5 separate regions of the Mus musculus genome follow, and regions 2, 3, 4 and 5 are each linked to region 1. A link is a loop called in an ENCODE intact Hi-C map of the cell type or tissue named here. Cell type or tissue: left cerebral cortex. All regions are shown on one strand.

What was found. Peaks named below come from ENCODE experiments on the same cell type or tissue, not always from the same donor. Only the 100,000 strongest peaks of a DNase experiment are listed, where the experiment ranks them.
Region 2: it touches region 1 in a loop (2.7-fold over the local background); 15 of 42 quality-filtered maps call a loop at or near these places.
Region 3: a loop joins it to region 1, with 2.9 times the contacts of the local background. A loop is called at or near these places in 2 of 42 quality-filtered maps.
Region 4: a loop joins it to region 1, with 6 times the contacts of the local background. A loop is called at or near these places in 6 of 42 quality-filtered maps.
Region 5: a loop joins it to region 1, with 8 times the contacts of the local background. A loop is called at or near these places in 23 of 42 quality-filtered maps.

The regions. Positions count from the first base shown.
Region 1 is chr19:4,625,925-4,630,924 of GRCm38, reverse strand. It overlaps Gm960 (predicted gene 960), which reads left to right. Exons shown (of 15, transcript NM_001033447.3): 14 at 3,678-3,756; 15 at 4,735-5,000. Among named protein-coding and RNA genes, the nearest start is that of Rce1, 2.8 kb to the right of the region's middle. In left cerebral cortex, a CTCF peak has its summit at 1,922; a DNase peak (open chromatin) is centred at 1,918; H3K4me3 peaks cover 570 bases; H3K27ac peaks cover 422 bases.
Region 2 is chr19:4,959,524-4,964,523 of GRCm38, reverse strand. Mrpl11 (mitochondrial ribosomal protein L11) reads right to left here and starts at 2,218. Exons shown (of 5, transcript NM_025553.4): 1 at 2,009-2,218; 2 at 1,550-1,645; 3 at 1,105-1,198; 4 at 859-1,018. The coding sequence starts at 2,131. In left cerebral cortex, a CTCF peak has its summit at 2,502 (motif pointing left); a DNase peak (open chromatin) is centred at 2,442; H3K4me3 peaks cover 1,149 bases; H3K27ac peaks cover 986 bases.
Region 3 is chr19:4,717,835-4,722,834 of GRCm38, reverse strand. Sptbn2 (spectrin beta, non-erythrocytic 2) reads right to left here. Exons shown (of 37, transcript NM_021287.2): 2 at 3,838-4,016. The coding sequence starts at 3,994. Gm42061 (a long non-coding RNA gene) reads left to right here and starts at 1,991. Exons shown (of 3, transcript XR_003952887.1): 1 at 1,991-2,079. In left cerebral cortex, no CTCF peak of the experiment used is centred here; DNase peaks (open chromatin) are centred at 1,793, 3,035 and 3,960; H3K4me3 peaks cover 315 bases; H3K27ac peaks cover 1,456 bases.
Region 4 is chr19:4,905,274-4,910,273 of GRCm38, reverse strand. Bbs1 (Bardet-Biedl syndrome 1 (human)) reads left to right here and starts at 3,647. Exons shown (of 17, transcript NM_001033128.3): 1 at 3,647-3,718; 2 at 4,056-4,132; 3 at 4,255-4,289. The coding sequence starts at 3,672. Dpp3 (dipeptidylpeptidase 3) reads left to right here. Exons shown (of 18, transcript NM_133803.2): 17 at 266-428; 18 at 2,477-3,045. The coding sequence ends at 2,652. In left cerebral cortex, a CTCF peak has its summit at 1,956 (motif pointing right); DNase peaks (open chromatin) are centred at 3,682 and 4,081; H3K4me3 peaks cover 973 bases; H3K27ac peaks cover 584 bases.
Region 5 is chr19:4,740,932-4,745,931 of GRCm38, reverse strand. It overlaps Sptbn2 (spectrin beta, non-erythrocytic 2), which reads right to left. Exons shown (of 37, transcript NM_021287.2): 20 at 3,336-3,599; 21 at 1,660-1,884; 22 at 1,377-1,466; 23 at 563-823; 24 at 344-474; 25 at 1-152. It overlaps Gm21992 (predicted gene 21992), which reads left to right. Exons shown (of 3, transcript NR_157185.1): 3 at 1,065-3,019. Among named protein-coding and RNA genes, the nearest start is that of Rbm4b, 13 kb to the left of the region's middle. In left cerebral cortex, CTCF peaks have their summits at 2,008 and 2,212 (motif pointing right); DNase peaks (open chromatin) are centred at 718, 1,717, 2,217 and 4,221; H3K27ac peaks cover 971 bases.

The DNA.
Region 1 (5,000 bases):
TCACATGTTCGGGGAATAAAAAGGCCAATGGGCATGGTGGCATGTGCCTGTAGCCCCAGCTCTGACAGCTGAGGTAGGAAGACTGTTTAGCCCGTGCCAAACCCAGGCAACATGATGAAACCCTATCTCGAAAAGGGGGTGAAGCCTGGCGGTGGTGGCGCACGCCTTTAATCCCAGCACTCAGGAGGCAGAGGCAGGCAGATTTCTGAGTTCGTGGCCAGCCTGGTCTACAGAGTGAGTTCCAGTACAGCCAGGGCTACACAGAGAAACCCTGTCTTGAAAAAAAAAAAGGGGGGGGGGTAGATAAGAAGTCCTTTGGGAGACAACTTGACAGGTTTGGGGGGTTACACATATGCTTATCTGGCCTAGCTACCCACTGTGTCACACTGAAACAAGTGCATCCATGGTCATAGTCTCTTTGTTGTGTATTTGTTTTGTTTTGTTTTGAGACAGGGTTTCTCTGTATAGCCCTGGCTGTTCTGGAACTCACTCTGTAGACCAGGCTGGCCTCGAACTCAGAAATCCGCCTGCATCTGCCTCCCGAGTGCTAGGATTAAAGGCATGCACCACCACCGCCTGTTTGTGTATTTGTTAGAACTCCCAACAGGTTGATGATCTATATAGTTGAGCACTGTTCAACCGTAAAGGGAATGAACTATTGATCCGCACATGTGATCTCTTGGAGTCGGAGTTATAGGTGTTGTGAGACCCTGGAAACCAAACTCCTGCCCTTTCCAAGAGCTGCAGGCGCTCTCTCCAGCCCCTCGCATTGTCTCTCACCACTCTCAGAAAGAGCAGGACCTTCAGGACAGCGTGGGCATTTGTTCTCCCTTTTGTACCTCCTTTTACCTGTTGGAGGGGTGCTGGTGCTCAGGCAGGGCAGCCCACAAAGCAGAGCCTGTCAACGCTCCCTTCACAACTTCTGTCATAACCTGTGTGCAGGCCTCACTAAATCTCGTTGGCTTTCACCTAGTTGGAGAGCTGATGGCCACACCTCAAGCAAGCGAAGCTTCTAAACACGGTATTCGTTCTCTAGAGATGTTGTAAGCCATTACCAGAGACTTAGTGACTTAAAAACATCATTTATTCTGTCATAGCGCTGGAGGCCAGAAGTTCAAAATCGAGGCATGAGCAGGCCTGTGTTTCCTTTAGATGCACTGGGAGAGAATCCATCCTGTCTCTCTGGTTTCCTAGTTTGTGGCTTACATAACTCCAGTTTCTACCCCCATCTTCACCTAGTCTTTTCCTACCCAACTGTTTCTGATTTAGGGGGGCCCAGCCTGAGTCCTGCATGCAGTATGGTCCTATCTCTGAATCCTTAATTATATCTACAAAGACCCTTTTTCCAAATAATCTCACATTCACAGGCTCTTGGTGTTAGGATGTGGGCAAACTGGAAAGGGTGCAGCCTCATTCACTTCAACCAGGAACACCTTGAGAACACAGCCTGAGCCATCGTTAGAACCCAGGAGATCCCCTCAGGTTCTGGGCTGTTTCTGCTTCTTGAGATCTTCTGCTTGGACCTCTCTGACATCCCAGTGAAGTCGGAAAGAACTGATCTGAGCTCTTTACCTTTTGGCTCTAGTGGTGGCTCATAGCCTCAGGGCCATCTGTGGCCCACTTAACTCAATGATGCTGAAAGAAAGGAGTATTTACAGAATACCTAATCTGTATTTCCATTTCCGTCTCAACAAAGATGTTCTGAATTAGGTCATTATCTTCCACCTTATAAATAAGGTAACTGTGAAACCTAAACCTTGCTGGTTACATGGCTAATAACTGGCAGGGTTTCAAAGCCTGATCACATTGTGCCTCTGTAGGGCTGAGTGGCAAGCCCAGGGAATGAGTGTGCACAGATCCATTGTCATTAGTCCTTCCCTCATTAGAGGCCACTTTGTGTTAACTCATTGGTGGCACAATAGCGGCCCCCAGTGGCTTCAGCTACAAACTACATGATCAAGGCAATAGGTCAAGTTTTTTTTCCCCCCCTTTTACTTTGTTTCCATGGTAACTAGCCAACTCACCAGATATAGAATTAACCCATCTATAGTTTAAGGAGAAATGGCAGTTCTCTAAAGGACTGGGCTGTCTCTCTTGGGGCCCAGATACTGATAGGCATACAAGGCTCACAGTGTTAGCCATCTCAAGTGGGTCACCCCTCTGTAAGACCAGTTTCTAAAAGGAAAAGGACAAAGACGTGTGCTATGCAAGATTTCCCAGGCCAGAGTGAACCGAAACTCTGCTGGATTTTGAGGGTGATCTTTGCCCCTGTGTGTTCCTCAGAATGTAATTACTTAGAAGTTGGAATTTGTATTAATATGCAGTGAATCTCATGTGAGTGCATCTGAGGAGAGACTGTGGGATCCCCCAGAAATGATGATAACTGTAACTGCAGAGCTCCTATAACATAAAAATCTGTAATGAGAATGCCAGGTAGCTCTCACATTTAATCCCAGCATTTAGGAGACAGAGTGACAACCTGGCCTACATAGTAAGTTCCAGGACAGACAGAACTATCTAGCAAAACTGTCTTAAAGGGGGAAACAAGAAGCAGTGTATCATAGAATGCATAGTACTGTGGTGTAATTCTTACCTAAGACTTCCCTTTGAAAGTGTCAACTTGATGCTTTAAGGATAGTCACTGTGCCGTGTGCTCCTCCCCCAATCCCCAGAGGTCTCCATCACACTGAAAACAAGACTGTGACTGCTGAACGCACATAACCCAGCTCCTCTCCCAAAGCCCCGCCCACCTTCTATTGGCTTACTTCTCCCCTCCCCTTGGTGTAGACATTACAGGAGTGGGGGCGGGGAGGAGGGTCTCACTGTGTATCTGAGAATGGCTTTTATCTTCCTATGTAGCTGAGGGTTATCTTGAACTCCTGCTCTTTCTGCCTCCCTCTCCTGAGTGCTGGGATTACATATGTGCTACTATGCCATTTTATGAAGTGTGCTCCTGCAGCTTTCATGCAAACACTCATTTTTTTCAACTTTTTAAAAGATGTATTTTTAACTAAGTGTACATGTATATAGAGGGACAGATGGTCAGACATTAAAGGTCAGCTCTGGGATATAAGAGACCCTGTCTCAAAGAATTTAATTTAAAAAAAGACAGGGCCAGGGATTGTGGTGTATGCCTTTAATTCTAGCACTTGTGAGGCAAAGGTAGGAGGATCTCTGCAAGTTCAAGCCCAGCTTGTTCTCCACCATATACTGAGTTCCAGACAGCCAAGACTAAATAAAAAGGGACTGGAGAAATGGCTGTGTGGAAGAGGGACCATGCTGCTATTGGTTTGGTTTGGTTCCCAGTATTCACATCAGGCAGCTTGTCAAAGTGTAACTCCAATTACAGGGGACCTGACCACCTCTCCTGTAGACACATAATTCACATAGTTACAAATACACATGGTAAACCTGGAGTAGAAAGATGGGCATAAACACATAAAAATGATGAATAGTGCCATCTTCAGAGCCTGAGGTTCAGGGATATGCTGGGAATGGCTACAGTGTGAGTTGTACAAGGGTCCACAGAAGGGGGATGCTTTGAAAGCTGGAGGCCAAGTAGAGACTGTTGAGTTAGGAGGATGAGGGTGAAAACATCCATATAAACCAAACCACACGTCTCACTAAGGTTCATTCAGACTTCTGCAGAATTCACTTGGTCTTTCTAATTGTTAAAGCACCTGACTCCAGAGAAAAACATTTCAGCCCAGAACACCAAAGACCAGCACAAGAATATTGCCCAGGAATTCCCTGAAGGTAAGTTTCTAGCTTTGGGGGTAAGCCCTGGACTGAAACCAGAGAAATAAAATTCATGGTGTGGAGTGGTCCAGCTATCCAACGATCCCATTCCACTTTAGCCATGCTGCTGCCACCTGGGATTTGGCCGCCTTCCACAGTGATTGAGGGACTTGGAGTAGCAACCGCATGCATTCCTACTTTAAAGCTACTCAATAGGACTTGTGCGTTGTACTTAGTATGTGCACATTAGCCTTTCCAGAGAAACGTGCATTCATTGACTCAGGAGGAATCAGCCAAGGCAAGACTCTGTAAATCTGCACCTGCGAGGCTGGGGATGTAGCTCAGTGTCAGAGTTGGTTTGCTTGTCAATACCGAGTTTGATCCTCCTCTGTGTTTGTTCTTCCAAAACTGGATCTACTACGGATTAGTGATGGTGGTTCCCAACCTTCCTGACGCTGCCACCTTTTAATACAGTGCCTCGTGCTGTGGTGATCCCCAACCATACAGTTATCTTCAGTGTTACTAATTAACTGTCATTTTGCCACTGTTATGCACCACAGTGTAAGTATCTGATGTGCGACCCGCAGGTTGAGAACCGCTGAGCTAAAGCATGTTCACGAGTGTCTAATTCCAGCACTTGGGTGTTAGAAGCAAGATGATCACTTTAAGGCTAGCCTGGGTTTCAAGAGAGTCTGTCTGAACATCAACAACAAAAAGCTGCCTCTGTAGTAACTGCCTAGAACAATACCAGAGAGAGATTGAGTTGCTTATTGCCCGAAGCAAAGCTTAGGTTCAGAGAGGAACTTGAAATGCATATCACCTAGTTTGGGCGGAAAGTTAGATGTCGCCTATCATGGGAGGTCAGGTACTGAAATGTTTTCATCCGGAAAGGTGGAGCGGGAGAGTTAATTTAGAACGATACCCCTGCCCCAACAATCTCTGTAGCATTGGCACAAATCTTCGGGAGTAAGATGAAATGGGCTTGTTCTCTCCTAGAATCCATCGGGCAAGCAGAAAACAAGAGGCCCAAGAGGGGCAGCCCCAACCATGGCAGGGAAGAATCGCGAGTTCTGGGCTCAGCAAGAGACCGGAGCCCGCCAAAATCCGCCACGCGCGACCGCGAGCTCACCGAGGTCTCCCTCACTGCTAGAGGATCGCAGACCCAAGCGGCCCACGGCAGGGCCCAGGCGGCAGAGGCAGCTAGCCCTGCGGGCGGCCTGGAGGTACCGCAGCGAGAGCAGGGCGGGTGCGGGCCTGAGCTA
Region 2 (5,000 bases), 330 kb before region 1:
CCTCTGCCTTGACTCTGTCTTAAAGTCCTACCTAACCTGTGGCCTCTATTATACCATTGGGATTTCTTAGGCCTTCCTTTGAGCCACAAATCTACATACTTTAAGGATTTAAACCATCCAGGAAAACTGTGCTCTAACCTCACCCCCGTGAGGAACAACTGACGCCAGTCTTGCTGTAGGGAATGACACCAGCAGCAAGCGGCCAGTGATGACTGTCCCTGCTCCTGTCTCTGCTGCGCTCTGGGGCAAATGCTCTCCTACTTGACAAGGGAACCTTCTGACTCGTCCCTCCCTCAGGCCACATCCCATATGCCTCTAGACAAGACTCCTCGACCAGAGTGAACTTAGCTTCAGCTCCTTCCCTCTCCTTGTAATCTTACGCTCTCTTACCCTCCTTTTCCTGGGCAGTTTCCATGTCACCTCCCTCAGAGTCCTCAATGACACATCAGGTAAAAGCAGGAAATCTCCTCTCTGCTTGCATGACATCCATTGATTTTATAACATTGACACCTGCTAGTCTAGGCCTCTATGTATGGGTCGGCCTTTAGGACTACACATTTCTCCAGAGTGGCCAGGCACTACTGGCCATTCCTGGTTCTAGCCAGTGCCCAGATCCATGTCCAGGACAGAACAGGTGCTTATGAAATATATTCCAAACAAGATGAGGCTTCAACCCATATCCTTCTGCTAGAATCTGCTAGACATGTATGAAAATGTCACAATGAAGCTTAATATGCATAACTAACATAGGCTATAAATTAAGAAGAACAAATAAAGCCCAACCACCTCACTGTAATGGGCCTTCTCAGCTTTCCTCCCAAATGAAGAACTTACTTGGATTCCTCTCAAGATACTCACTCCTTCACCACTCGAATGCCCAGGGAACGGGCAGAGCCAATGATGGAACGGACCACAGAAGACAGGGGCACATCTTGCATGGCAAAAGCATCATCCTTAGCTTTGACACAGGCAATCTCATATACGTGCTTCAAACTCACCAGGCCTGCCACCTCTTTCCCTGGGAAGAAGGAGCAAAGAATTCTTCAAGTGCCACTACATTTCTCTGGATACATCAGACTCTCAGGTGCCCACTCTAGTCCTTACCTGTATGCCGGGCCCCCTTCTCGATCCCAGCAGCTGCCTTCAAAAAGTAAGAAACAGTGGGCTGCCCAATCTTGAGCTCAAATGTCCTGTCGGGCTTAACAGACAAAGATACATGAGAATTTCTTGGTTTTCTATCCAGTCCAAGACATTTCTAATGTCCCTTTCCTTCTCCCACCAACTTGCACACCACAAAAGACAGAAAAACAAATCTACAGCACACATCCCTGCCATTTTTATTCCTAGCCCAAATCTCCTCTGGAAGCCCCAGTGAGATGAGAGGTAAGAACCACAATATGGCAGGATCAAGCCAGTTCAGAGAAATTATGGTCTAGGCTTCTGTTTAAATGATAAGTGGAAGGTAGCAACCAAGTTAAGAGTCAGAGAAGCAACCAGAGTGACTAGTTTCAAGGGCCAAGGAAATATATGGGAGAATGGGTCTCTCTACCTTTATAAAAATTTTTGTAGGCAGGGGAATGCCTTCTTTGATGTCCTTTGTCTTCTCGTTGAACTCTTTGCAGAACTGGTTGATAGAGACACCTCGCTATAAGGAACGCATACACAAAGTTAAGTATGGGAGCTGAAGGCTTTCTACCAACCAGGAGCCCCTGTCCTTTCATCTTTGTGTGTGTGGGGGGGGGGGGCGGGGGTATGGGTGTGTGTTGTTATATTTCTTCTACTCTGGTTCTATAGCTTTGGGTGCCAGGCAATTCGTCCACAAGGTACCACTTAATCAGCAACTAGCCAACTTGGGGGTCAGAGGTGCTGAGGTCAAAAGAGGCTCCGTAAGTAATACAAGGACATAAGGCCTGAAGGTGTGAATAGTGGAGACAACGTTTATAAAGGAGACTTCCCCGGCTCCAGCGCACTCTCCCACGTCTCCCAGGCCGGGTTCCGCACACCGCACCTGACCCAAGATGGGACCTAGTGGAGGCCCAGGAATAGCTTGGCCTGCTCGCACGATGGACCGGATCACGCCGCCGGCCTCGGGCTTCTTGAGGGTCCGAGTGGCCCGGCTTAGCTTGGACATGATGTAGGATTTTAATCTTAGCTCGCCTCGGAGAAGCAAAGAACTACGCTCTGGGCGCGGCCATTTTGGGTCAGAGGTGAAGGGCCCTCGTGTTCGGCTAGGGTAAATGAGACCAAAAAAGAGCAGTCTTGTTTCAGGCATACAGCTCTCCAACTAAAGACCAATTACGGAATTTAAGAATTAATTGAACTTTGCGCTCTGAAGGCAGGACGAGAACCTATATGGTTTCAGTACACACAATCCCTCAGCGGTGCGCACAGGCATCACCTTAGACAGCCAAACAGGAGTTCGGGACTTTGAGTCTCCGCACAGCATTGTGGGTATGTAGTTCAGCGCCTTATCCTGCGCCTGCTGTTGGCCGTGTTCTGGGTTGCCATCTGCTGGACACAGTGATATCTTAGCGTTTGATATGGAGCAAGTTATGCAAAATCCCTTGAGTCTTTTGTTTCCTCATGTGGTTTTTCATGGAAGGCAATATGATTATAGACGGGAAATGAAATGGCAGACTGCTGCTCTTGCTGGCTATGAACCTGATTCATAGCTAGACAAAGAGTTAGAGCTAGGATTAGGCTACTGTTTCTGTTACCTATGAAAATCTTTGACACCGCGAATATTATAGGTACCTTTCAGAATTGTTGTGACAGCTCAGTAACACACGTTGAACCAAGAAGGCATTTACCGCTATTTATACAAAGGGAAAAGCTCTTCCCCGCGCTTTTGAAATGCTAAGTTTGTGAATTCTCATCCCAGTCAAACCTGATTTTCCACTAGCTTATTAGGCATACTTTATTGCTTCCCCGTCTTTCATTTTTTCATTGGAAGATGACTTTTTGTGTCTCAGAACTCCGCATCCCGCTCTATTCTGTCCAGGATTCCTGATTATTACTTGCGTTTTAGGGAATGGTATTTGAGCCAGGTGGTGTTTGAAGCCTTTATTATCCCTCCCTAGAGCAATCTTGTGTATCTAGGCACTTTAGGGTAGTAGCAATGGCCTTGGTAGGACTCTTTGACTCACAGACTCTTCCTGACCACACGTGGCTGCAAAGCTCCAATAACTGTAGGTTGAATGCTCCATTATTTTCTCCAACAGTTCAGGATATAAAGTTCTCTGATCCAGTCTCCAGACTGAGACTACTTCGAAGGAACTATCCACTAACTCACTGTTTGCGATCCTTCAGATTCGAGGGGAATTCTCCAGTTTCTTTTTTCTTTTTTTTTTCCTTTTCTTTTCCTTTTTAAAAAATAATTCCTCTCCAGACAACCAGGCAGCCTATTATGTAGCATACCACTTCAAATTCTATCATCTTCCTCTAAACCGCCTCTCACAAACCTCCATTTTTTTCTTTCCTCTACCATTTCCTTGTGTGTGCAATGTACGTTTTTGCGTGTGTGTGGGTGAATGTGTGTGTGGATTTGCACATGTGTACACACACGAGAAGGGCCGAGGCTGATGTTAAGATCCTCTTCCATTGCCCTTCTGAGGTGGGGTCTCTTACTCAAACTAAGAGCTTGCCAGTGGTTCATCTTGTTAACCAGCTTGCTCTGGAGTTCTTATGCTGGCCTGGAACTACAGGGATGTCACCATGCCCAGATGGCATTTACCTGGGTTTCTTAAGACCCAGCCTCTGGCCCTGACTCTTTTTCAGGAAACACTTTAATCACTGAACCATCTCCTAACCCCATCCCACCACTGTTTTTGAAAATGTTTGTAGACTTGAACTTCCCTACAACCTGCTGGCAAAGAAAGTCAGGTCCTTTGTGTAAGGATCTAAAGGCCTCATTTTTATCTCCATCTTCTGTGCCCAGTGAAATCCCTGAGCCAGTGCTGTGGTGGTGGTGGGAGCAGTATGTCGCCCTAAGAGACACCCCTGCCACAGGAGCTAACTGCTTGGTAGAAAGGGGTCTCAGCAGCTTCAAGCTCCTGAAACGTCCCTTGCATCCTCCCTGCATAACTCTGTAAGCTGGGGCAAGGACAACTGACATGCTGGGGCTCTCTGTGGTGCTATACCAAAATAGAGAATCCATCCCATCAGAGGATCTCTGTGAAAGAAAGAAGGTAGACCCCATATTGAATGACTTTCTTCTTCTTCTTTTCCTTCCCCTTCCCCTTCTCCTCCTTCTTCTTCCCCCCTCCTCCTCTCCTCTTTCTTCCTCCTCATCTTCCTCTCCCTTCTCCTCCTCCTCATCTTCTTCATCACCATCCTCTTCCTTCTTCTCTTCTTCCACATCCTCTCCTCTCCTCATCCTCTTCTTCCCCCCCCTTCTCCTACTCTCCTCCTCTTCTTCTTTTGACACAGGGTTTCTCTGTGTAGCCCTGGCTTTCCTAGAAACTGACTTTGTAGACCAGGCTGGCAACTGGTATGATACCAGTGACTTTTCTAATGAGGCATAAAAGAAATGTCTATTTTCCTCATATGGAGAGGGAATCACCACATTAAAAAAAATTATGGCAAGTCTAGCTTGAGAATTAATGAGTTTCTTGGAGTTACTTGCAGGAGTGTGGGGGACTTATGAGCACTTGTACCACTGAAAAATTCTACCAGTCAATTTTTCCCTCTTCCTCCACTCCCTGTGGTGTGTGGGAAATGAGTTTATTTACCAGTGTGCATGTAATTGTGCAGGTGCTCACGTGCTTGTTAGTGTGGGGGCTACAAGCTGACACTGGATATCTTCCTTGATCATGCTCCATCTTATCTTAGAGACAGGATCTTTCATGAACTTGGAACTCATCAATTTAACTCATGTGGCAGGACAATTGAAGGATCTCTCTGTCCCTGCTGGACACCCAGTACTGGGGTTACAGACGTAAACTGCTGTGTCCAGTGATTTTTACATTGGTCCCAGGTTTTAACATGGGTGCTGGAGATCT
Region 3 (5,000 bases), 92 kb before region 1:
TGAGGCCAGCCTGGTCTACAACCAGGGCTACAGAGAAACCCTGTCTCGGGGGGAAAAGAAAAGGGGAGGGGGAGAACAAAAAGAAATAATAACTTGCAGGTTCAAGGGAGCAGTTCAGGCAGAGCTGAGTGCCAACCTTCAAGAAAGACAGGCATGGTGGGGAGGCCTCACCCCCAGGGGAGCCCTGGCAAGGGCTGTCAGGTTGCACAGGAAACTGATGATCACAGACTTTGTAAATGTGGAGGGAAGATGTAAGCTTTGTACTGTAAACTACTCTGGAAGCCAGGATTCCTGCCAGTTGCCCTTTGAGAGCCCCAAGAAAGGACTCAGCCCAAGTGGGAAGTGTAGAGTTCCATTTGTCCCCAACTCAGCCCCAGCACCTCAGAAATTTAGACTCATCCCTTAATCTCACATTCCTGTGCACCTCCCTGATAGAGCAACCACACACCCAAGTCCATTCCTGACTTTCTCATCTCCAAGTCCTGTGCCTATGCCAAACCTGGGGTCCTAATCACCCATGGTGACTCTCCCTCTTTTAGGATCTCCAGGCCCTATGAATTGAAGACAGCTTAAGTCATCTAGCCATTACTGAACCCAGGGAGACCTCCCTGATGCCCGGCCCACTGGTGTGAGGCATACAGGTAGACTAAAAATGGAAACTGTACCTAGAAAGACCTGGTAAATCCAGGCACTAAAGTGTAGCACCACAAGACACCCACATCATCCCTAAACACACATAGCATGAAATAAACTTATTTGGGCCACGATGAACACTGCTGTTGAGGCATCTATGGGACCTGTGAGTACAAACCCTCTCCTCCAACACACGCTGCCATTCTTCACTCAGCCTCCCTTCACACCCATTCAGAAGCCCGGGAAAACAAAAGCTCTAGGTCCTAGGCCTTGAGGCCACTGCCCTTCTCCCATTCCTTAACAAGGCCAGCATGGCCAAACCATGAGGGTGAGCTGCCAGGGGAGAGTGCTGTGGCCTCTCTGGCTGAAGACATTAACCCTCCATCCACACCACCTTTGCACCCAGCAGGGCACCTCAAGGTCACACCCCTTATGGCAGCCCTACTCCCACCCCCAGTCTGATCCAGTGGGATTCCAGTTGTCCACATGCCAGCATTCTCTGGCAGAATACGGTTAGTGATTCCCTCTGGGCTTCACCACGTTGTCCCTCAACAGAAACATTTGAGTCACAGAAAGCGGTAGGCATGGGTTCTGGGTCTGCAAGCTCTTCCTGCCCCAGGTTGGGCCCCTTTGGGCACACCAGGACGCCCTCTGTCCAGGGAAACTCACCTTGAAGCTGTTTGAAGCGTCCTTCCAGCACACTGGCATACTGAGCAGGATTGATGAAGGCAGCTGGTGAGAGCAGGACGCCCCCAGGGTTCTGAGACCCTTCCACAGCCTCATAGTAAAACTCAGCAGCCCCGTTCAGGCCGTTCCCATGGACCCTGCCCACTCCGTTTGTATTCATGGTGCCTGCTTCTGCCTCCTACTCAGCCTGTGGCCCAGAGTCCATGCTCCCCTGCCGGGGCCGAGTGTGTATCCCCTGAGCCTGTGCTGGGGGCGTCCAGAAAAAGGCTTCCTCCGTACCTGGCTGGGTGGAGTGGTTTCAAGGATGCTGGGAGTTTCAAGGAGTGGGGAAAAAGTTATGGGATGCCTCAGCTTCTGAGACAGTGAGTGGGGCACACCTGGTTGTAGAGAGAGGAGACAGAGGCAGCTCCAGACAAACAGGTCGGACAGTGGCGGGGGAGGGGCAGGCTGCCTAGGAGGCGGAGCCAGTTGGGGCATGGCCAGGCCCTGCAGGGGCGGAGGAGGGAGTTGCCAGCACCCAGAGACCTGTTCGTCAGGCTACTAGTTGCCCAAGACTAGGGGAAAACTGCCAGAGAGGGCCCCAAAGCAAACTCCTGCTTTCAGAAGGTCTGCAGGTGGGCCAGCTTCTTTGGGCATCTCTAGGTGGGCTTGTTCCGGGATAGCTGAGCTTTGATCTCAGCCCTGAGAGCAGAGAAACGCGGAAGCAAGGAGATTCAGGAAGAGAAGCCAGGTGTTGACCCCTATGGCCTCCTCTGGGGAGTAAGTACTGTGACTGCCCTCCAGTACCAGCCCTTTCCCGCAGCCCACCAGCTCCTCAGTCAATATCCCAGCCCCGGACACCCTAATACTGGGCACGTTATCAGGGCCCTTCCTATCTCTTCCTAGGCCTCTGCTTCTGTCACTCTTAACCCACGCTTGTTCCTCCTCGTTTTAATTATTTAGGGTTTATTTGGCACCTACTGAGTGAGTGGCACTGTACAAAGCCATGGCCATTCACAGATGCCTCTCCAGGGGAATAAACACTCAATGAGACACTGCGTGTGCGCGTGCGCGTGCACTGTAACAGTTCTGATTGGTACAGGTCTTATGTGCAGAGTTTGACAATATTGGGAAGTATGTGTCAAATGCTCGGGCATGGTAGCAGTACTGAGTGGTATGTGGCGTGCTCAGACGTCGTGAGAGCTTCGGGTAGCACCTGTCATATGAACTAGACTTGGCAAATTTACTGGGTGGCATGTAGCATGTGCACATAGAGCTCATGATCACACTGGTTGGCATGTGACCCGTCCTGATACAGTGACAGTTCTGGGAGTTATGTGTCACTGCAGATACCATGAACGTTTTGGGTAGCATGTGCACCATAACATCAATGAGAGCGAGCGGATAGAGGATTCCCGAATCTAAACCCAGGCTGCCAGGCACACTTCTCCAACAGGGGTGACATTTTCCACGCCCCACATTTTCTGTCTTCCCTGAGCTACTGAAGTACTAATATGAGTATTTCATCAGCCGGCCTCCAGTCCCAGCTAGGAAGATGCCAGGAGAAAGTGACCCATGAACCCCACGAGCTGGAACCATTGTCCGGAAAGCTTTTAAGAGTCCTGAGTTTCTGGACTACATGTCCTTCTTGAGAACTGGTATTTGTAAAAAATTCTCTGGGCCTCCAAAACTCTTCTGCTGGGAGCTGCCCCACTGGGAAATCACTCCCTGTGTGGAAGTAATGAGGAATAAGCTCCCATAGTGGAACTGGCTGGGCCACGGGCAGGTCCGTGGGATGATTGTGGAAGGCAGCCTGGGTGGGTGGCCTTAGGGTGTGTAGGTGAGTCAATCCCAAAACAGCCACAGGCTGGTGGTGGTGTCAGGTGGCAGCTGCACTCCTGTTGCTATGACCACAGCCCCCCCCCCCCCCCAGGCAGGAGGCCAGTCAGACTGGTTTGTTTGTCCCAGCTCAGCCAAGGGGAGAGCCCTGGCCATAGGGGAGGGCAGGGGCCGAGGGGGTGGGTGGAGCACAAGCCCTGAGAGAATGGGAGGGCTGCTGCTGAGAGAACTGCTTCAGGGAACAGGTAAATAAAATAACTGGAGTCACAGGCAGCAGGTAGGAGGGCGGGGAGAGTGCCAGGAAGATAATGAGCCAGGAGTGGAACAGCTGTGGGAAACGTTGGGAGGGGAGGGGAGGGAGAAGTGGATGGGGACAGAAGTGACAACTAGAGATATAAAGGCAAAGCACTGCAGGGGCAGAGACCCGATGCAGGTAGATGCTCATCTACCCAGCTGGCTCCTTCCAGGGGTTAATGTGTGTGGCATCGCCAGGCTAGGGGAGAAGAAAACTAGGGGGTGTTGTACACTGCATGGGGTTTGTCCTTGAGGTTGGATCTGGTGACCAGGGGTCGGTACCTGTTTCTTCAGAGCAGCAGCTTAGAGACCGAGGCAAGTCTTCCCATAAAGACAGAGGATTCTCCATCGCAAGCTCAGAAACCCACCTCTACCAATCCCTTCGCCTCCCTGCCCCTCCCGTACCTGCCAGGGCCTTGATCCTGGACCTCTCAAAGAGGCGGGCCGAACTGCTGTCATTGTCCCAGTCTGAGTCAGGCAGGTCCCAGCGGTTGTTGATGTCACTGTACTGGCCCTGGATCTCCAAGCTGTCAAAGTCAGTGGGTGACAGAGTGCTGCTCATGGTGGTGGGTGGCTTCCTGTTCCTGCAAAAAGACGTGGCTGATGAGCAGCGCGCGGGGGGGGGGGGGGGGTGTGTGTGAGGCTGAGCCGCTGCTCACCAGGCCTTTCTTCTGCTTTTTGTTTGGATTTTTCAAGACATGGCTTATCTCTGTAGCCATGCCTGTCCTGGAACTTGCCTTGTAGACCAAGCTGACCTTAAACGTAAGGGATTCCCCTGCCTCTGCCTCCCACGTGCTGGGACTGAAGGTGTGCACCACCATGCTGGGTTATCATGTTCTTCTATCTGCTTGCCCCAGCTCTCCGTGGCTTTGCTGGAGCCAGAGGTTATGACTGGGTAGCTTTCTTTTGTTGGTGAAAAAAAAATCAGCCCCCAGTGGGAAGCCACCCTGAGGGAGTGGCTAGACAGGAATGATGAGGAGAGACACATGCACTTGAAGGAAGGAAGCATTGGAGCCTGCAAGGGCTTCAAGGGCCACAGGCCAGAGCTCCATAGGACAGAGCAGGTATGCTAAAGGAAGACACAAAGGATTCAGGGTCACGCACACAGCAGCTTTAAGATGATGGTTTCAGACTCCCGCTCTACTCTTCTTCTGAGTCTTCTTTGTAAGTACCTGGAGATTAAAGGCCCAGATTCTGCTCTAGAGCTGAGGTAAATTACCACAGAAGCATAAAGATGGCCGAACTGAGACAGGCACGGACCAAATGTCTAGGTGCTCATAGGGGGCAAGGCATGGCTCTTACCTCTAGGGCTCTTTTGTTGCTACAGAAAATGCTTCCTAAGTTCTTAACAAGTGTCAGTTGTGCCGTGTGTCCTGTCACTCATGAGCGGAGGGCCTTCCCTGATTCATAGATGAAGTAGCCACGCTGCTGCTGCTGTTAACCCACTGGCTCAGGGTTATTTGGCTCGAAGCTACATACTGGGTTTTGAAGCAAGGTTCTTTCTGACTTTAAAAAATGTCTTTTCAATTTTGTTTTATGGATATGAAAGTTTTGCTCTGTGTGTGTGT
Region 4 (5,000 bases), 280 kb before region 1:
GGATGTTGTAGCTCAGGCTGTACTCCCTGTGTTGCCAAGGATGGCCCTGAACTGCTGATCCTCCTGCCTCTGCCTTCCAAGTGCTGGGATTATAGGTGCCACCATACCCAGCTTAGCCATTAGATTGGTAGCTCTGAAATTTTATAAAGGACAAACTGTAGCACGTCCTCCCCAGGGCTAGGTACCACTGGCCACGGCTGCTGACAGAGTCCTGTGGGTGCAAGGTGAGTTCCCATCGTAGGCACTTGATTCCTCCTTCCTGCAGGTGCTGAAGTCCACGGGGGACGTGGTCGCGGGGCGGGCCCTGTACGAGGGCTATGCAGCAGTCACTGACGCACCTCCAGAGTGCTTCCTTACCCTAAGGGATACGGTACTGCTGCGCAAGGAGTCCCGGAAGCTTATTGTTCAACCCAACACTCGCCTTGAAGGTAACGGATGTTACACCATCTGCTGGACCTACCTGAGGTCTCTCCAGAGAGCAGATGATGTAATCGGTTCGGGGAGGGCTCCCTCTGCCACGTTCTTTCAGACAGACCTCAGGCCTCCTAGGACCTAAGAGAATTTGAATCAGCAACGTTCAAGATGGAGATGTCCTGGATCGTTCCCCCTTCTCAAGTAACACTTCCATTTTCAGAATCCCTGACCCTGCCTGCATGGTGCCAGTACCTTGTGTGCCCTAGCTCTCCAATGCACCAAGGCCACTCTACTCGATAGCCTTTGTACACGCTGTACCCTCTGCTTGGCACAGTGTCCCTCAAATCTGTGTCTGTCTGATTCTTCTGGTTGGTCAGGTCCCCGTTAAATGGCACCTTCCTGAGACATTCTGTCTCCAGCCCCTCAACACGAAATAATCCCTTCAGTCTCTTATCTCTCAGCTTCACTTTCTTGGTGCTTTGGCAACATGGAGTTCAGGGAGGCCACTGAGGGATGGGGCAGTGCACGGAGCTGAGGTCATTGTCTAATTCAGAGCCCATTAGGGATAAAAACTCAACAGAGATATCAATCACACATGTTTAAAGGACAAACCGTGCTCTGAACACTTGGATAAAAATCACACCTGTAGCTTCAGAGTGTCCAGGAGGTCTTGGGGGGAAGTGGTGGAAGGGACCAGACCTGAGGAACAGGTTGGAGTTTTCAAAGGTACTGGCGAGCTGGGGTGTGGTCCATGGTAGAACATTTGCCCAATATTTAAGAGGCCCTGGGTTCCACCCCCAGCGCTTTGGTAGTTGGTAGTGGTGGTAATGGTGGTGGCAGAGGGCTTGCAGGCCCTAGGGTACTGGGTGAAGTGTTCTCACAATAGGCCGGGCTGTGGCTCACTGGTAGCCTGCTTTGCACTGCCAAATAAGGTGCAGGTTCTATCCCCAGTACTGGGGGGAAAAAGAAAAGGAAAGGAAAGGAAAAAGGGAAAGAAAAGAAGAGAAAAGAAAAGAAAGGAACTTTTCAAGAATGAAGTCCCCAGGCCTGGTGAAGACTGGTTACAATACCCCTCATCAGTTTCATCTGGGAACTAAAATACACACAAGTGGTCTTCACAGAGCCAGGACTTAATTTAGGCCATGTTAGCCACTGTGTACCCCTCAGTGCCACAGGCTTCACAGAGTGCAAAGGTTGAGCAGCTGAGGGGTGATCCAGGGGCCTCGAGACAGGCTCATTTAACAGGTCAGATGCACAGATGTGCAGAGCGGCTACTGAGCACCCCACTGACGCTCTGTCCCACGCAGTCCCCGTCGCACAAGAGGAGAGGTTCTGTGCTCATGCCCCACTTTACCCACAAGGCACTGAGGCTGAGAGCAACTGGGAAACTTGCCCACGATCTAGACATATGAAGCAGTTTGATCTAACTTGACTATCTTGTTTGATCTAACATAGCACTTGAAATTTGATTTCGGATTTATTTATTTGATGTGTGTTTTACCTGCATGTATGTATGTACCATGTGCATGCAGTGCCCTTGGAAGCCACAAGAGGGCATTGGATCCCCTGGGGCTGGAATTACAGATGATTGTGAGCCACAGTGTGGGTGCGGGAGGCCAGGCTAAGAGCAGCCAGAGTCCTCAACAAGAGCCACTCGTACTCTAACCCCCTGAGCTATCACTCCAGCCCTGACAGAGTGCTTTTATCAGTCATTTTTATTAGTGATTGTTGGGGTTATGTTGGCTTTGTTGAGACCAGGATTTCCTAGGCTAGCCTTAAAATTAATAATCCTTTTCCCCCAGTTCCTTGAGTGCTGGGATTATGGTGTGTGCTACCATGCCAGACATGATTTAAATCTTGACTTGAGGGAAGGATGAGGTCAAGTGGCAATTCATTTAAGTCTAAGTCTCCCCCCATGTAATTCTGCCTTCCTGGCAGGGTTATTCTGATGTAGGTAATTAGATAACTATCCTGAACATTGACAGTTTGTGCCGGAGCTCGCTCAGAACTCGCCGCCCCTAACTACATCTTTCTGTGCTGCTGTTTTCTCTCCATCCCCCAGGCTCAGAAGTACAACTTGTGGAGTATGAGGCCTCAGCCGCTGGTCTCATCCGCTCCTTCTGTGAGCGGTTTCCCGAGGATGGGCCCGAGTTGGAGGAGGTTCTTATCCAGCTGGCTGCAGCAGATGCCCGATTCTGGAGGAACCAGGCCCAGGAGGCCCCACCTGGCCAGGCTTGAGAAGATCTGTGTGGTCTCTCCCCTCTTTGTCAAACCAGGGCTGTCAGTAGCTCTGAGTTGTGTGTGATTAGGAGTCAGGGGAGGGAGGGGCAGGAGCTTGGACTTTGGTGCTACCTCAGCTGAGGGTGGTGATGCGAACCCCTTCCATTTGTCAGCACTTTGCAGTTTACCGTATGTCCTCAGTTTCTGGATCTGCACTGCCATCTATGGCCGGAGCTCAACAGGGTGCCTAGTCCGGTTTTCCACATGGGAAGGTGGCAATTCTGAGAAGTGACTGTTCTAGACCCGGCAGGTGGCATGTGACAGAGCCAGGGCTCAAAGCATTCTCACCAAATCCAGCGCTCTTCGTGTATTACTTTTATAGCCAGAAAAATAAATATGACGACCACCATCTCTGCAGTGTATGTTTCTTTCTCTTCCAGTTCAAAGCCAGGGGAGGGCACACTACATCACTTTAGGCTTCCAATCCACAATAAGATTTTGAATATCATTTCCAAAGGAATGCACAAACTCACAACGTGTTCCGGAGCTCTTCTTTGTGACATATTTCTTAAGATTTGTGTGTTCGTGTGCATTTTCTTCATGGGTGTGGTGGTGGTAGCAGAGACCAGAAGACCCCATCAGATGCCCTGGAACTACGGTTACAGAATTGTGAGCTGCCATGTGGGTGCTGAGCAGTCCAGGGTCCTCTGCAAGAGCAGCAAGCACTCTTGTACTTTCAAATGTTTCCGGAGCCAAAGAACCGTAACACACTAACATGAGATCCTCACCCATTAATTTGTTTCTCAGTCTAGTCTTAATCCCTAAAAAGCGCTCCTCCCCAGGCCTCAAAGCCCAGGCCCCTGTCTTTAATGCAGAAACCATAAGTCAACATTGCATAGGACAAGGAAACCAGTGCTTATTTGGTCCCAGCCGGGACAATTTTACCCCGGAACCTTTGTTCCTGTGCTTTCGGATGCCCGGATTCTATTGGGTGTTGCGCGATGGCTGAGCTGGTTGCCAAGGCGACGCCTGGGAAAATGGCTGCGGCGTCTTCATCGGATTCTGACAGCGGGCGAGCTGAGAGGTTAAGTCCCGGATCCTCACCGCTTCCTTTCCCTCAGATGAATAGATGGTGCTTGGTAGCGGGTTCTGGGCTCTTGCTTTCGAGCAGCGGTGGAAGTTCTGGGAGGGCCCTTTAGAAATCAGAAGAAAGCTGATGGCCAAGAAGTATCTGTATGTGATTGGCTGGTCACTCCGGGCGCCAATTGAGCTCAGATCTAGACTTGGTATTATCCTTTCGATGTTCGTGCTCTGTTTCAGGCGTCATCTCGCTTAGAGATTTTATTTATTTATTTATTTATTTATTTATTTATTTATTTCGTCATGGGGCTCACTTTCCAACTATCTTTTTTCCCTCTCAGCAACGAAGCCAATTCTAAATGGCTGGACGCACACTACGACCCCATGGCCAACATCCACACCTTCTCCTCCTGCCTGTGTGAGTCTCTAGACATATCTAGGGACACCCAGATTCTAGGAGGATGGGAGGAACAGGGAACGGTTTCATGGAGAAATCTTTGAGATTCTGAGACTCCTTTTCGACCCTTTTGTGTTTTCTAGCACTGGCAGATTTGCATGGCGATGGGGAGTACAAGGTAGGCAATCAGAAAGTTGAGTGGTGTGTGTGTGTGTGTGTGTGTGTGACACTCAGAAGTGAGATTTGCAAAGAGGCTCAACATACTCTGGAACTCATCAGTACTAAAAAGGCACACTTCGTTGCAACTTCTTTCTTTTAACGATGTATTTTTATTTTGTGTGCGTTGGTGCTTTGCTTGTGTGTGTGCTTGTGTAAGGTTTCAGATCCCTTGCAACAGGATTTACAGACAGTTGAGAGCTGCCGTGTAGGTGCTGGAGTTTGAACCAGGATCCTCTGGAAGGACAGCCAGTGATCTTCACTGCTGAGCCATCTCTCTAACCCCAGAATTTCTTAGTAATTTGGAAAGTGAACATTAATTTTATAACATGATCTGCAGAGGTTAAACAGCAAGATGTTGTGGATTTATAGTACCAAGACATACGATTTTCTCTCTCTCTCTCTCTTTTTTTTGTCTTTGTTTGTTTGTTTTTCAAGACAGGGTTTCTCTGTGTAGCCCTGGCTATCCTGGAACTCACTCTGTAGACCAGGCTGGCCTCAAACTCAGAAATCTGCCTACCTCTGCTTCCCAAGTGCTGGGATTAAAGGCATGCCTCACCACTGCCCTGCTGACATATGATTTTCTAAAAAATAATTTGAGGGCCAGGAGTGGTAGTGCCTGCCTCTAATCACAGCACTTGGGCAATAGAAACAGGGCGATCCATGAGTTTGA
Region 5 (5,000 bases), 120 kb before region 1:
GCTCCTGTATCCACTGTTCCAGGTCATCCAGCTCTCTGCGGAGCTGGCACAGCCGGAGGTGCTCCTGCAGGCGCTCGCGCCGCTCTCCTGCCAGCTCCTTCAGGCTGGCGTACAGCTTGTCCACCTGGGCTTGGCGTATTGTTAGTCTTGTGCTGCAGAGGTAGAGAGAATGGCTTGCTCTGTGTCACCTAACTGCTCTGTCTGCTAACTGCTTGCCAAGTCCCTGCTTCTCCCAACTTTCTATTCTGTATGGCCATAGTTCAGAAGATGTCACAACCCCTACTTTCCCAGAGCCAGCCCTCCTCTCCTCCAGGGTCAAGGCTCATGATACTCACACACTCACCTCTCTGGATGTTCATGGTCAATCATATCTTGACTGCTGGCTGCTAGTTGTTTGATGGTCTGGGCATAGTCAGCAAGGGCTTGTTCCAATACCTGATGCTTCTTCACTTCTGCCTGGGCGCTCAGCTCATCCTGGGAGAGGGGAAATTGAATATCAGGCAGCAGGGGCTTGGGGGTAGAAGAACTGGCCGCACAAACCAGCCATTGCTCTGACTCTCACCTTGGCCTTTTCCTGGCCCATCATGTGTAACTCCTGCTCACCCATCCAAGCCTCGGCCTCTGCAGCATCACGATAGAATTGCTGGGCTCGAAGAGCTTCCTCCAGCCGCTTGCCCCGAAGCTCCAGCTCATGGCTCAGGCGTTTCCACATTTCTTGGAGCTCAGCCAGCTCTGGACCTGCTGCTGCTGTTCCCAGAGTGCGCTGCCTCTCTTTGAGGTCTGCAATCCGGGGCTCATGGCCCTGGATCTCCTTCTGCAGGGTCTGTCCAGAGCAACAGAAGACACACTGAAAGGCTTGCAAAAGGAACTGCAAGCCTGTGTCCCCTTGGACCTACCTGCTCCACCTTGAGCCCTCCAGCCCTCCCTACATTCTTCTCTTTTCTGAATCCTCTCAAAGACTCTTTGTCAAGACTCCGGAGGGGGACGGTTGGGTGGGTGGGGACGGTTGGGTGGGTGGGGGACAATGTGATACCCCTTCAATCCTCATTCTTTCCTATCAACAGAGGCCACTCTCCCGAGTGTGGGGAAGAAAAATCAAGTCTAGGGCTACAAGCAACAAGATAATGCCACAGACACCCTATCATAGGGAAAAACAAAGGAGCCGGACATGGCAGCATACATGCACCATTAATCCCAGCAGATAAAAGTGGATCTCTTTGAGTTCAAAGCCAGCCAAAGATACATAGTAAGGCCTTATCTCCAATCAACAGCACTCACCCTCTACCTCCCATCACCACAAAACAAGGGAAAAAACAAAGGTCTGAGTGAGAAGATGCTCTTGGGAACTTTGTTTTCACCCTTGCCCTTGGCCTCACCTGGTTTTTCTTCATGAGAAGCTGGACACTGGGCAAGTCCTTGCCATGTTCCAGAGAGCTGGCCATGGGAAGCCGCTCAGTCACCCACAACTGGAGAGAAAAAAAAAGGTTAATAGAGCCGCAGAGAGGAGCTGTCTACAGCTACAACTGTGTGTGTAAAGGGAGCTATCTCATTCGAGGCCAGGGAGCCTTGCAGGACATCCATGAACATCCCAGTGCCCAGGAAGTGGGCCCGAGAGCCACACGGCTGGGAGCAGCTTGCCGTTCCATGCCCGTGACTCACTATCTCATCCTCCACATCCCGGTGGAACTGGTGCTGCTCCCGGGAGGCGTGCAGGCGCCGGCAGCGTTCTTTCATGGGTTGACACAAGGCCCTGAACTTCTCCTCCACAGCCCTTGAGGTCCTTTCTACCTCCCCTGCACTCTGGTCTTCCTGGGCCAGGGCCTGGGCCTGGGCCTGTATCGCCTCTACCTCCTTCTCTCTCACAGCCATCTCTCGTTCCAGCATCTGCAAACGTGAGGAGATAAGAGAGATCAGTGCACATTTCTACTTCAACTCCTAAGACATAAGCCTGTATCAAACCAGCCATGATTTCTGATTCCTGGGGCCTCCCCACGGGAAAAACAGCCTCTTACGGTCTGGGTAGTTCACACACAATTTTTTTTCTTTATAAAAATGCCAGGACTATGTGACAACTGTGCATATTATGAACTCATTGTCTCTCAGTCACAAATCCACTTTAGCCTTCTTTGAGATGCTCACCTAGACCCCCCCGCCCCCGCCCCCCATAAGCATTTTTCCCAAGCTGGTACAATTGGCAGCCTTGTCAGAAGAGGGCGCTAGAGGAAAAAGCACAAAACACTGGAGCAGGCATGCTTAGCTTTTTGCTTGGGCTTTTTTTTTTTCAGAGTACAGGGATCTAGTGCCTCTTTCCCCTCCAGGGAAAGGAATCCTGCTATTCCAGGATTCTTAGGGTCAGGGAATCAACAAATACAATCTATTTACTAAATTAAGTATATTGACGCATTCCTCGTAGTATTGGGCATTCATTCATTTATTTATAATAAAGACAAAGTTGAATTGCTGTGACAAAGATCATATAACCTACAAAATGTAAAGTATTGTTTAGCTCTGCTGAATTTTTTAAATATGTATTTTATTAATTTGTGGGTGTATATGGATTTCTCTCCTACCATGCAGGTTCTAGAGACTAAACTCAAATAGTCAGGTTTGGTGATAAACATTTTTACACACAGAGCTGTTGGTGGTCCTATTGTCTCTTTACAGAGAAAAGGTTTTCTGACACCAACTGTAAAATTCTTTTTAGACTTGATCTGGCTTAAGTTGTAATTTGTTTCCTCCAAAACTTATGCTGAAATCTGGACCTCAAAGTAAAGTGTTGACAAGCAGTAGAGGGCCTTTACAAGATGAGTGGACCATTAAAGGGATTTATATAGTTCCCACGAGACTGGATTAGTTACAAGAACAGGTTGTAAAGTGACGCTGCCTCTTGGGTTTTGTCTCTTTCACATGAGCTAATTTCCATTTTGTTCTTCTGTCATCTTACAACACATCAGAAACCGAGCAGATACTGGTACTACACCCTTGTTCCTCCAAAACTGCAAGCCAAAATAAACTTTTTAAAAAAATAAATCACCCAGTCTCTGGAATTGTATTGTAGCAACAGAAACAGATTGAGATAACACCTTTAGTAATAACACCTTTTACTAATGAGTACTTTTGTTAAGCTAACGTTTCCTTGTCCATGTTATTAGTGTGGCCTGTCTCCTGACTTCCCTAACTGATACACAGCCCTAATAGACTGTGACGGAGTCTTTAATTATGATCACTGTCAGAAATGCTATGAGACATTTACCAGGCCTCCTGAATTTCAAAAGCTAGGCACCCTCTTCCACAGGTTGTCTGACTGTTCATCTCCCCAAAGGCCCCTTGCATACCTGTTGCTTCTTCAGCAGAATGTTGACACTGGTGAGGTCTTTGCCATAGTCATCTGAGTGCAGCTGGGCCTGCAGGCTCTCCAGCCAGCTCTCCAGGGCAGAACAGCTTTGAGCAAATAGCTCTGCCCGGTTGGCATCAAAAAGACTGCGGGCCTTGGCTTGGGTAGTGGTCTCCAGTTCATCCCAGCGCCGGTGCAGGTCCTCCAGCTTCTCTGACACTACGACTTTGAGTTCTGGCTTTTCAAGAGTCAGCTCCCGCCCTTCCTAGGTGACAAGACAAAAGATGTGTAAGTGTCAAAATCAGACTCCACTGAATGTTGCAGGCTGATCACAGGCCAGGGATCTGAGCAATAGAGAGCTGAAATGTTCCAGGTAATTCTAACGTCCTGTGTGAGGCAGGCTCATTAATAGTCTCTCCCCAGAGGTTTTGAAAGCCTTCCACACTGCTCTTTACTGTTGACCACGCTCCACTCCCTTTTCAAGATCAATCTAACTCGACCCTCCCTTACTTAGGAAGCCACTGCAAGCTGGGCCTGGTGGCTCATGCCTGAAATTTCGCACTTGGGAAACTGAAACGGGAAGCTATAAGTTTAACGTCAGCCTGGTCTACACAGCAAGATCCTGTCTAAATAAAAAAACCTTTAAAGCCATTTGGAATCTTCTACTATTATGTTGCACACAGACTTTAATTATGTGCTGTCATTTTATGTTTCTTAACTCATGTCTCCTCCCTTGCACTAAAGCACATCTCACATGGTCTTCCCAGCTTCAGCCTCTCAGCTTGAAGACATGTTTCTATGGGAGTACAGGAAGCATGAGTGGTGAGTCAGAAGCACTCACTCCCAACCAGTGGCAGACAGGGGTGACGGATGGATACGCAGCCACTCTGTGCTCTGGGTGGGGTAGCACTGCGTCAGGTTCTGACGTCTCTCAGAGTGCCCCAGTAGCTCTGCGCTCCAGCAGCCTGCTGCAAACTCTGGCATGAGGGAACTCGCATCTCCTCTCCCACTCCGTGGGACTAGGGATCGAACCTGGGCCTCACACAAGCCAAGGACATGCTTTACTCTAACGAATCCTGTCTGGACTACTCTCTCTTCTGTCTCATCTTCTCGCTCCCCTCCATGGCGTTTTGGGGATCACCTCTCCTGAAGTTGGGCTGCTCCAAAATTCTGGTTCCGGAGTCTGCTTCTGAGGCCATGAACTCAAATGCTTTGTTCAGGCCTTTATTTTATTTGACTGTTGGATGAAGAGGATCAAAGGCTGGTTTGTCTGGTGCTGCTTCAAAGCCTTTAGCACGCTCCCAGCATAGTGATTCATGCTTTTTCTGATCTTGCCCAGGACACTCGTCCTACCTTTGCCTTGCCATACTCTGTCATACAGGAGCCTTCTGTGCTCCAGGCAGGCTGATGTCCTCCTTGCTCCCAGTCCTCCTCACACTTCTGGTTTTCTGCTTATCATCACTCTTTCCCTGGAACCTACTCCTTCTGCTTGCTCACATTCTCTTTTCCTTCCACGGATGGCCCCAGTGCATCCCTTCATCTCTGCTTAGTGCCCAGGCTTTGGGAACTCCACCTTTTGGCACCCACTGTATTCTACTCTGGATCTTTTCACTTATTTTTTGCAATCCTGGGCATTGAACAAAGAACCTTATAAATGCTAGGCAAA